2 separate regions of the Homo sapiens genome follow, and region 1 is linked to region 2. The links are chromatin contacts, found by Hi-C or POLR2A ChIA-PET in ENCODE. All regions are on one chromosome and are shown on one strand. Each heading gives the region's core, a stretch centred on a gene start or an enhancer-like site at or near the end of the contact. The rest is flanking DNA. Distances are from core to core; before and after follow the strand shown. Region 1 overlaps LINC00595 (long intergenic non-protein coding RNA 595). Region 2 has its middle 33 kb from the start of LINC00856.

Region 1 (4,514 bases), core at 463-2,962, 62 kb before region 2:
GAGTAGAACTCTTGAGTCTGGTCTATCAGCTCCCGTGCCCCAAGGCTGCCCCCCCCCCACCAGCCCACACCCCCTCCTTGATTGGCAGGGACTTCTTGGCTCCCTGACTGAAGGCCAAGTTCCTCAAATGCGGAGGGTCCGGATCCTCCAAGGCCGTGGACCCCGGGTTCCAGTGCTGATGACTCCCTCACTGTGGCTGGGCTGTGGAGAAGGCTGGAGAGGTCAGGGGAGGGAGAGAGTCATTTGCCTGCATGGAGCCCACCCAATCCCCCTTCATAAAAGAAGTCACCAGGCCAGGCACAATGGCTCACACCTGTAATCCCGCTTGCCCTTTAGGAGGTCGAGGCAGGCAGATGACTTGAACACGGGAGTTTGAGACCAGCCAGGGCAATATAGTGAGATCTTATCTCTATAAAAATACAAAAAAAAAATTAGCCAGGCATTGTGGTGTGCCTGTGGTCCCAGCTACTTGGAAGGCTGAGGTGGGAAGATCACTTGAGCCCAGGAGGTCGAGGCTGCAAGGAGCTGTGATCACGTCACTACACTCCAGCCTGGGGTGAGAAAGCAAGGCCTAGTCTCAAAAAAAGAACCACCAACCAGGGAGAGGGTGAGCAGGGCAGGGCCAGAAGAAGTCCCAGCAATGGAGAATGAGAGGTCACTTTTTAGTGGAGGCAGAAGGGCCAGATGCAGATGCCCTGGAGAGTATATAAGACTGGAAGCTTCTACAGTGACTGATACCGTCTGATTTCCCAGGTCTACCCTGAACCAAATTATAACCTGGAATCTTCATACCCTATCCAGCCACCCACGGACAAGATTTTTGCTCTTCATTGTGTTCATTAATAATAATGTCTGTTAATAAAATTATGAAATGTATCAGTCAGGATCCAACCAGGAACCCATAAACCATGGGAGGTATTTAAAACAGAGGGAATTTAACATGAGGACTGGAGACACAGGTGAGGAGAAACCAGCAAGGCAACCCAGAGACCAGCACCAGCTCTAGACCCTAGGGAGGTAAGGAGGGAGGAAGGAGGTGCTGGTGACGAAGCCCAGGAGCCAGGATGACCCAGCCACCCTGGAACCTCAGTAGGTCACAGAGAGACATGGCCAGCCCCTGAGAGCAGAACAGGGGATGTGGAAGAAGGGGCTCTGAGGACAAATTGAGCAAGGTCTGGCCCGCTCATCAACATTTTGAAACCCCAAGCTGGATTTCCAGTTTCTCTGCAAAGAGCAACGCCAGGCCTGCTTTTTCTTATGGCCACAAGCATCTGAAAGGGATAGAGGTGGTCTCCTTCAGATAGGGCATGCTCCTCTATGGTTTTTCCCAGGTCCCGCCGGGACTGCCTTATTCATTGATGGTACCTATGAGTATTTGAATTTGCAACCCCTGGTTTCAATCAATATACCCATTTTGTAGAGAGAGAAGCTGAGGCCCAACCAAGGGGAAGTGATTTACCCAAGGTTACAGGATGGGTCAGGAGTAGAGGCAAGACCAGAACTTAGAGCCCTTGGATTATCTTAAGTGCAGAATTAATTAGCAAAGATGGAAAGCATCTGTGGAGTGACTGCATCTGTCAGCGGAGAATGACTCACCTCCCTTGCTGTGGCCGGGCTGTGGAGCAGGCCAGAGAGTGGTACTTGCTAGACCAGCAGTGCCGTTGCTCCTGTGTGCCCTGGCCATCAGCCTTGCCATGAAGGCCAGCAGGAGAAACGCCAGCAGTGATCACGAGGAACGACTCAGGCAGGACAGCCTGTTCTGAGGCTGCTGCAACCACTTAGGTGCTATGTGACCACAGCAGAATCCCTCTCTGTGCTCCATAACGCAAGGTGGTTGGGCCCGACGCCCTCCTGGAGCCTTCTCCACTCCACCGGGCTGGAATTCTATTTCCTGGGGAGAGGTGGGAGGAAACCATACCCCCATAGAAGCCAGCTGAGTGCATGAGGGTCCTTAGAAAGGAAGGTCGAGGGGGAGACACTGGGAAACATAAATCTGCTGGCACGGCTCTCTCAGAAAGGGTTTTAATTAATTGTTTTTATACGACATAAGAGCAACTCATTACCGAACAGCTTTGATTTGTGACACCTGCATTATAGATGATTTTTAAATTAACATTTCCCCAATAAAAGGTGTCAGTAGAGAGCTGAAGGCGCCCAGAGAAGTATAAAAGGATAATAGTATGAAAATACAAATAAACACCAGCCCAGCCTAACAAAGGGGGCTGCTTAATCAATTTTACAATTAATTAAGGCTGCCTGGGATGGCTGGGGCCCTGGAGGCAGTTCAAGGTACTGGGTTGAGGGACTCAGGCATCAAATGCTAGGACAAGGGAAAGTGTTTGGGGCTTACGAGAGACCTGCAGTGAGAATGTAAGACGCTCTGCTAGGCTTCCCTGGAAAGGGAGAGAAACAGGAGGCAAATCTGTCCCAATGAGTATCCTTTCTCCCTTTGTTGTCCTGGATTTGTCATGTGTGCATTCAGTATTTAGAGAGCTCCTACAAGCTATGGCAGGCAGAGCAGAGGCACCCAGGTGAGAGGGAGGAGCAGCACACTGGAGACGCTGAGAGCTCCATGTGTCTGACGCAGAGTGAAGGGCAAAGGAGGAGAGAAAACTGGCAGGGTAGGCAAGGGCTAGACTATCATGGCCTCTGAAAAGGGTCATACGGCATTTGGAGTTGTTTTCAGATGTCGTTTGCAGAGTGTAGGTAAGGGAACCACATGAGAAGATTTCCATTTTAGACAGAGGCTCCTGGCTGCCATGTGAATCATACAATAGAAGAGCAGAGGGAGGAAAGACAAGTGACCCAAGCAAGACCTGCTCATGGATGCAGTTCAGACAGCAGTGGCTGAGGGACAGGAACAGACCCAGGAGAGGCACAAGAGCTAGAGCCCACACACATGTGTTGCTGCTGCATGCCTGTTGGAGGAGAAGGGAAGGGGAATTGAGAATAACTCAAGCCAAGGACAGTGCTGGAGAAGCAGCTGTGAACAATACACAGATAAGGTCCCTGCCTTCAGGGGTTTTACATGGTCAGGAGAAACAGAAAAAAGACCCACAAAGGAATGAGCAAAGGACTTGGTAGCTCAGGACTGTAATCCCAGCATTTTGGGAGGCCAAGGCAGGAGGACTGTTTGAGCCCAAGAGCTCAAGACCAGCCTGGGCAACAGAGTGAGACCCTGTCTCAAAAAAAAAAAAAAAAATTAGCTGGGTGTGGTAGTGCACACGTATAGTCCCAGCTACTCAGGAGGCTGAGCTGAGAGGATCACTTGAGCCCAGGAGTTCAAGGCTCCAGTGAGCTGTGATTGTGCCATGGCACTCTAGCCTGGGCGACACAGCAAGATCCTGTCTCTAAAATAAGAAGAGAGAGAGAGAGAGAGAGAGAGGAAGAAAGGAAAGAAAGAGGGAAGGAAGGAGGGAAGGAAGGAAGGAAGGAAGGAAGGAAGGAAGGAAGGAAGGAAGGGAGGAAGTGAGGGAGGGAGGGAGGAAGGAAGGAAGGTAGGACAAGAAGACAAGAAAGTCAAATCAGTTGCTGTGGCTGGGACAGCTGAGAGCAGCACAGTTTGGGACAGGGTAATCAGATGGCTATCAGGGAAGGTGACATTTGACCTGAAGGCTGAGGAGCCAGCCAGACCAACATCTGGGGAAGGGGTGGTCCAGGAATTCATGCAACAAGTGCAAAGGCCCTGTGGCTGGGATGAGTAGGAGAAGGCAAAAAAATGACCCTTAACCTCCCCCATTTCTACTACACTCTCTTAGTTTTATCTTTCTTTTCCTCTGGTTGACCAAGAAGGGTTATATAATTGGTGCATAATTGGCATATAATTTGAGGACTGTACATAGAGGCTGTGGAGCATTGAGAAAAGTTTCCAGTGATCCATGCCAGGCCCTGTCCACTCCTCTCTGGAAGACTTGAGCCCTCCAGAGGAGCCCGTCTCCACCTCTATACCTCCGACTTCCCATCTTGATCACTATCTGCCCCAGACCTCTCTCCTGAACTCCAGACCCACCTGGGGGTCTCACAGGCAATCATCTTCCTCCCAAAGTCCATTTATCCCTCTGTGTTTCCAATCTTAATTAAAGACGCCACCGTCCAACCAGACACTCAAAAGGGAGACCTAAGAACAGTCTTGATGCTCCCTCTCCCTATATCCAAATCCTGTGGGCTCTTCCTCCTTAGAGCTCTTGAACCGATCTCAACCCATTGCATGCCATCCTAATGGCTCTAGCTTTCCACATGTCTTACCTGGGTGACCTCAGCAGTTTCCACTCTCCTCCTATCCATGTACCCTGGACACAGCAGCTGGAGGAGTCCTTCTAAGTGAAAACTTGTCCTGCTGTACAACTGCCAGAAAAGCTTTGGGGACTTCCCTTGCTCTCCAGCTAAAGTTCAAACACTATTGTCATGCTTTTTGGGGCCCCTAGAGTCTAGCCCCTCCCTACCCCCTTGGAGAACCACCTTGCCCACCCCCATGCTTTGGTATCCAGACACAAGCATCTCCCTTCAGCTCTCCC
Region 2 (4,479 bases), core at 990-3,489:
GCAATGCAGGATCTGTTGAGAGAAATATTTAGGACATTCACATGGAGCCATTAAAAAGTAACCACTGATCAGTTTTAGTTGAGCTTCTTTCCGGAGCAAACCCAGGACTCTAATGCAAGAAGATTCAAATTTGGAGAGATGAGTGGGGAGGAGTGGGGAAGTGAGACAAGGAAGGAGGGCAGCCAATAATGGGCATGTTTTCAAGCCAGCTACCACAGTGGAACTGGAGCCTGATCCCTCTGGGGAAGCACAGGGATCAATGTAAAACACTTGCCTCAAAGTTATCTCACCCGAGAGGTGAGGGAGCTGGGGCTTCTGTACACCAATCCCTTCAATCATTGGTTGAGGGCTGCTGGGGCTGGAACACAGACAACACCGGGTCCCCTGCATGCTCAGCCTGCCACAGGGCAGCCCCACAGGTCCCTGCAGCAAGAGAAACCAGACACAGGCACAAAGCACAGGTGCCAGCAGGTGGAATTGGGACCAGAAGAGCACTGAGTGGCAGGGCAAAGGGGATGTGGGTCGGGCACTGCCGCTGTCTGCTGCAATCTGTTTCCTACACCGCAGCCCTCCACAGCCAGGCTAAATGAAGACAAACTTGTTTCTTTACTTCAGGACACCTCTTGACATACTAATGGGCACTGGTGAATTTCCAAGAGCATTTCAGTGAATCTATTCGACTGTACATTGAATGTATTCAACCGTACACCTGCCCTGATTTTTTATCTCCCTAGGTGGACCTATCAGGGTCTCCCAGCACACAGCGCTGTCCTGAGCACAGTTTGGGAAATGCTGTCAGAGCTGCCTTCATATTAGCACAGAAAAGTGGAGAAGGCAGATTCTTACGGCAGTTGATCCAAGGTGCTCCCATTTTCTTAATGCGCATAAAACGAGAGTAACTAGCCATTTCTCATCTCGGCTTTGACCCTTGAGAAGCTTTCTCACCCAAGGAGGCACATATGAGAGCACTGAAAGGCAGTGTTGCAATCACACACGTGCGCGCGCGCACACACACACACACACACACACACACACACACAGTGGATGCAATCAAAAAGTCTATCACAAGGGAATGCCTAAATAAACTCTGATGTATGCATGCAAGGGAATTCTACCCAGCCGTTAGAGCAAATGAGTTAGAGCTCTAAACACTGACACTGAGAGGACCCCAAGACTAATAGGTGACAAAATCAAAGTGTAGAACAACACATGCAATATGCTACCATTTCTGTTGGGAAAAAAGCCCATCCAAACACACTAAAAATAAAACCACATATCTCTATATGATATGAATGTGTGTGTACACTTAAAAAAAGATCAGGAACGATATACATCAAATTAGAACTGTGATTACCTCTGCAGAAAAGGGAAGCTCGGTTGGGGAGGGAGAGAGGCGACTTTAGCTTGATCTGTATTGTTTGAATTTTTCTAACAAAAAATGTGTTCCTATATTACAGGTGTAATTAAAAATAAATGAAAATGTTTTACAGAAGAAAAAGGAAAAGCCTGGTGGTATATTCAGCAACATACCAAAATATTTACAGGGTTTATCTCTGAGTGCTGGGATTATGGGTGTTTTTAATTTTCTTGTTTGCTTATCTGTATTTTTAAATTTTCTACAAAGAGCATGCATTGTTTTTGTAATAAGAAGGGAAAAAACATAAAGTAATTTATAATTAAATATCCACTACACAACCTCCTTGTCTCCTGAGCTGGTTTGGACTTCGACTCTAGGCTTCCTAGACATTGCATTCCCAGTGGGATGCCCCAAGGACAGAGGGGGCTGACCCTCCTGAGGGCCAGCTCTGTTATTCCCTCTCTGTGTGACCTCAGGTCCTTAGATGCCTTGTCTGGGCCTGGCTTTCCTCCCCTACCCAACAACAATCCTAAGACCTGCCCTGTCTTCTCCACATGATGTCTGGGACACCCAGGAGACGACCACTGGGCTTTTTATGTAGCGCCCCATGCTTGTATGCAGGTCACAATTCTGATGGCCAGCAGAAGCAAGGGGAGCCTGACCAGAGCCATCGCCACCTGCCAAGTGCAAGGACCCCAGGCCCTGTCCAGGAGGCTGTGGGTCAGCTCCGGGAGCCAGCTGGAATTCAAAGTAGTCGGGCTGCTTGGAGAAACGTGCAAGATGCAAATCAGACACGTGAGTGGCGCCCGGCTGGAAGAACTGTGTCTCCCTCCAAGCGGGGCTCTGAGTGTCAGATTTTCCACTCTGTTTCTCTGTAGCATGTTCTGCACATCCCAGTGCTAAAAATAACTGTGGCGCGTGAGTGGGGGAGCAGCCCCAGAGAGGCTCCAAGAGCCACTGGGGCGGTTTGGCACGCCAACCTCCTTCCTCTGGGCAGTACATGCCCCAGCTGCAGAGGTTGGGGTCTGTTCCCCCAACACAAACCCCTCTCCCCTTTCCTCCCACCTCCTTCCCTGTGTCGAAATTCTTCCTCCCTTTGTGACCCCAGGGACCCAGAGAGCTGGCAGCTCTGGAAATTACAGGGATAGAAAAGCCCAAAAGAGGTCATCTTATCCACCTCTTGGGAGAACACAGTCACCCCTAAATCCTTAAGGACAACAGAGAAAGTCCTCTTAGTCTAAAACCAATCACTGAAATCCAATCTGGCAAATGGTCCACAGTCTCTGCTACTTGGAAAGTTATTCCTTGAGTCTAACTGGGACCTCTGCTGCTACAGCCAAAGCCCAGCTCCTGTTGTTCTCCCACTAGGGAGAGGAGAAAGAGAATCGCTAATCTCAAATTCAGATCAAACTGAACATAGAAGACATGTGTGGACCAGTGGCCTCTACTGTCCTGAGACCCTGGGACTCCCATACCACAGCAAGAAGGAGTTATGTGTTCCTCCCTACTGAGGGTGAAACTCCAGCTGAGCCAGCCTGTTGCCACATATCTATTCAACTTTGCTGGGCACCGTCTGCCCAGCATAAGACGCATTGCCAGTGCTTCTGCACCAGGCCTGGGGAGGAAGTCAGGAGACGCAGAAACCCAAGATGACACTTGCACCCTTAAAGAGCTTAGGGTTGAGTTTGGGACTCAGGTTCATGCCTGGAAAGAAAATTTACTTTGCACCCAACCAATGGCTGAGTGAGATGCAGCAGTCAGTGCACCGCCAAGGGGTGAGAGGTTGGGGGTGTCCCTGGAGAAACAGAGCTCTGAGATACATGACGGGAGTTGAGAGGTCTGAGCAAAAACAGGGAGGGTGAGACCATGGATTTTGTGGACACCAGGGACTACTGAGGGGAGGGCAAGGGCTCTGGATGTCCAAGAGAGGCACGGTGGAAAACAAGGTTGAGATCTGATGGTGAAGCCCTTTGGACGCCAAGAGGAGAGATTTGAACTTCATTCCTCAGGCCACATTTCTTAGATAATATTCCAAAATGGGGTATTAAATAATGATATCATGAAACAAAAGAAGGTGCATGGGGGTGTGGCATAATTAAATTTGGCAAACTGAGAAGGAAGGGACAAAGGAAGCCACGTTTCCCAAACTATTTGACCATGAAGCCCTTTCATCACAGAGATCCTCGTGGGACTGCCATTCTGGTTAACACACTCTAGGAAAAGGGTTTTGAAAAAGCCAGGAACATCATGGCATTATCGCTTTAGGACGTTGGTCTAAAGGGCTGCTGGAGGTCGTGGCAGCTGCAGTGCAGGGCAAGGTGAGACGGGGAGGAGAGGTGCAGGCAGTGGGCAGACCTGGAGGTGGAACAATGGCAGGCCCAGGACAGGCAGAGGGACCTGGAAGAGTCCGAAGAGCCACAGTGACGCTACATGGGACCATGTGCCTTTTCCAAGCCTCAGTTTCCCCTCCTGTGGAATGGGATGGCCTCTTTTCACAAGACAGTTGGGAGGACCCTTGAGTCTGTGTGAGTGGAAAAGTCTGGAAAGCTGGAAAGAGTCCGGAGCTCTTCTATCAACATTCAGAGGAATGGAGGCTGGCGATGGAGTGGTCGGATTAGGACAGAAAGACCAACGATGGATTCAGGAGAGAGCAAGCAGCATGAGGCTGGAAGCCCCCAGTACCTCTATTTCCCTTCTGCTGCCTCATATTTGCATTGTTTCTTCCTCTCCAGCCCCTCTGACCCTTCCTCCAACAATGCAGAGCCTCAGAGAAAACAGTGTGCAATTGGAGGGAGACTGCTTGTCTTCCAGGCCGGCTCCAGCAATGCCATGCTGTACATCTCTGAGCCAGTCCCTCGACTTCTCTGAGACTCAGTTTCCTCATCTGTGAAAGGAAGAGAAGGGCGATGATAGTAACAACGCATTTGAGGTCTCTCCAGGTGCTGGGCTGAGTTCTTGCTTTATGACAACTCAATGAAACAGGAACTATTACCACTCCTGTTCAACACGTGGAAACTGAGGTGCTGAGAAGTGAAGGGAGTTGCCCAGGGTGACACAGGGGGTGATGAAGCCAGGACAGGCCCACTGCAGATGGCTGTTGGGAGGGCTGGATGAAATGGTGG

Evidence for each region. Hi-C counts contacts between places; a loop is a spot of excess contacts on that map. ChIA-PET counts read pairs that join two places held with the same protein, here RNA polymerase II (POLR2A). Pooled maps may share reads with other maps.
Region 1: a map of Right ventricle myocardium inferior shows a loop between it and region 2 (2.6-fold over the local background). The contact joins two enhancer-like sites. A Hi-C loop is called at or near these places in 3 of 168 maps with a recorded cell type or tissue (Caco-2, Right ventricle myocardium inferior and dorsolateral prefrontal cortex) and 10 of 50 pooled maps. POLR2A ChIA-PET finds 5 or more read pairs at or near these places in 2 of 52 experiments (PC-3 and SK-N-SH).

Annotation. Positions count from the first base shown.
Region 1 is chr10:78,275,294-78,279,807 of GRCh38, reverse strand. LINC00595 (long intergenic non-protein coding RNA 595) reads right to left here. Exons shown (of 3, transcript NR_073447.2): 2 at 314-409; 3 at 1-213. Among named protein-coding and RNA genes, the nearest start is that of LINC00595, 10 kb to the right of the region's middle. Within about 2 kb of position 1,712, at least 4 of the 41 ENCODE cell types and tissues checked have a DNase peak (open chromatin) inside an H3K27ac peak, as active enhancers do.
Region 2 is chr10:78,213,576-78,218,054 of GRCh38, reverse strand. No RefSeq gene overlaps it. Among named protein-coding and RNA genes, the nearest start is that of LINC00856, 33 kb to the left of the region's middle. RefSeq lists enhancers at 1,643-2,143, 480-4,479. Within about 2 kb of position 2,239, at least 13 of the 41 ENCODE cell types and tissues checked have a DNase peak (open chromatin) inside an H3K27ac peak, as active enhancers do.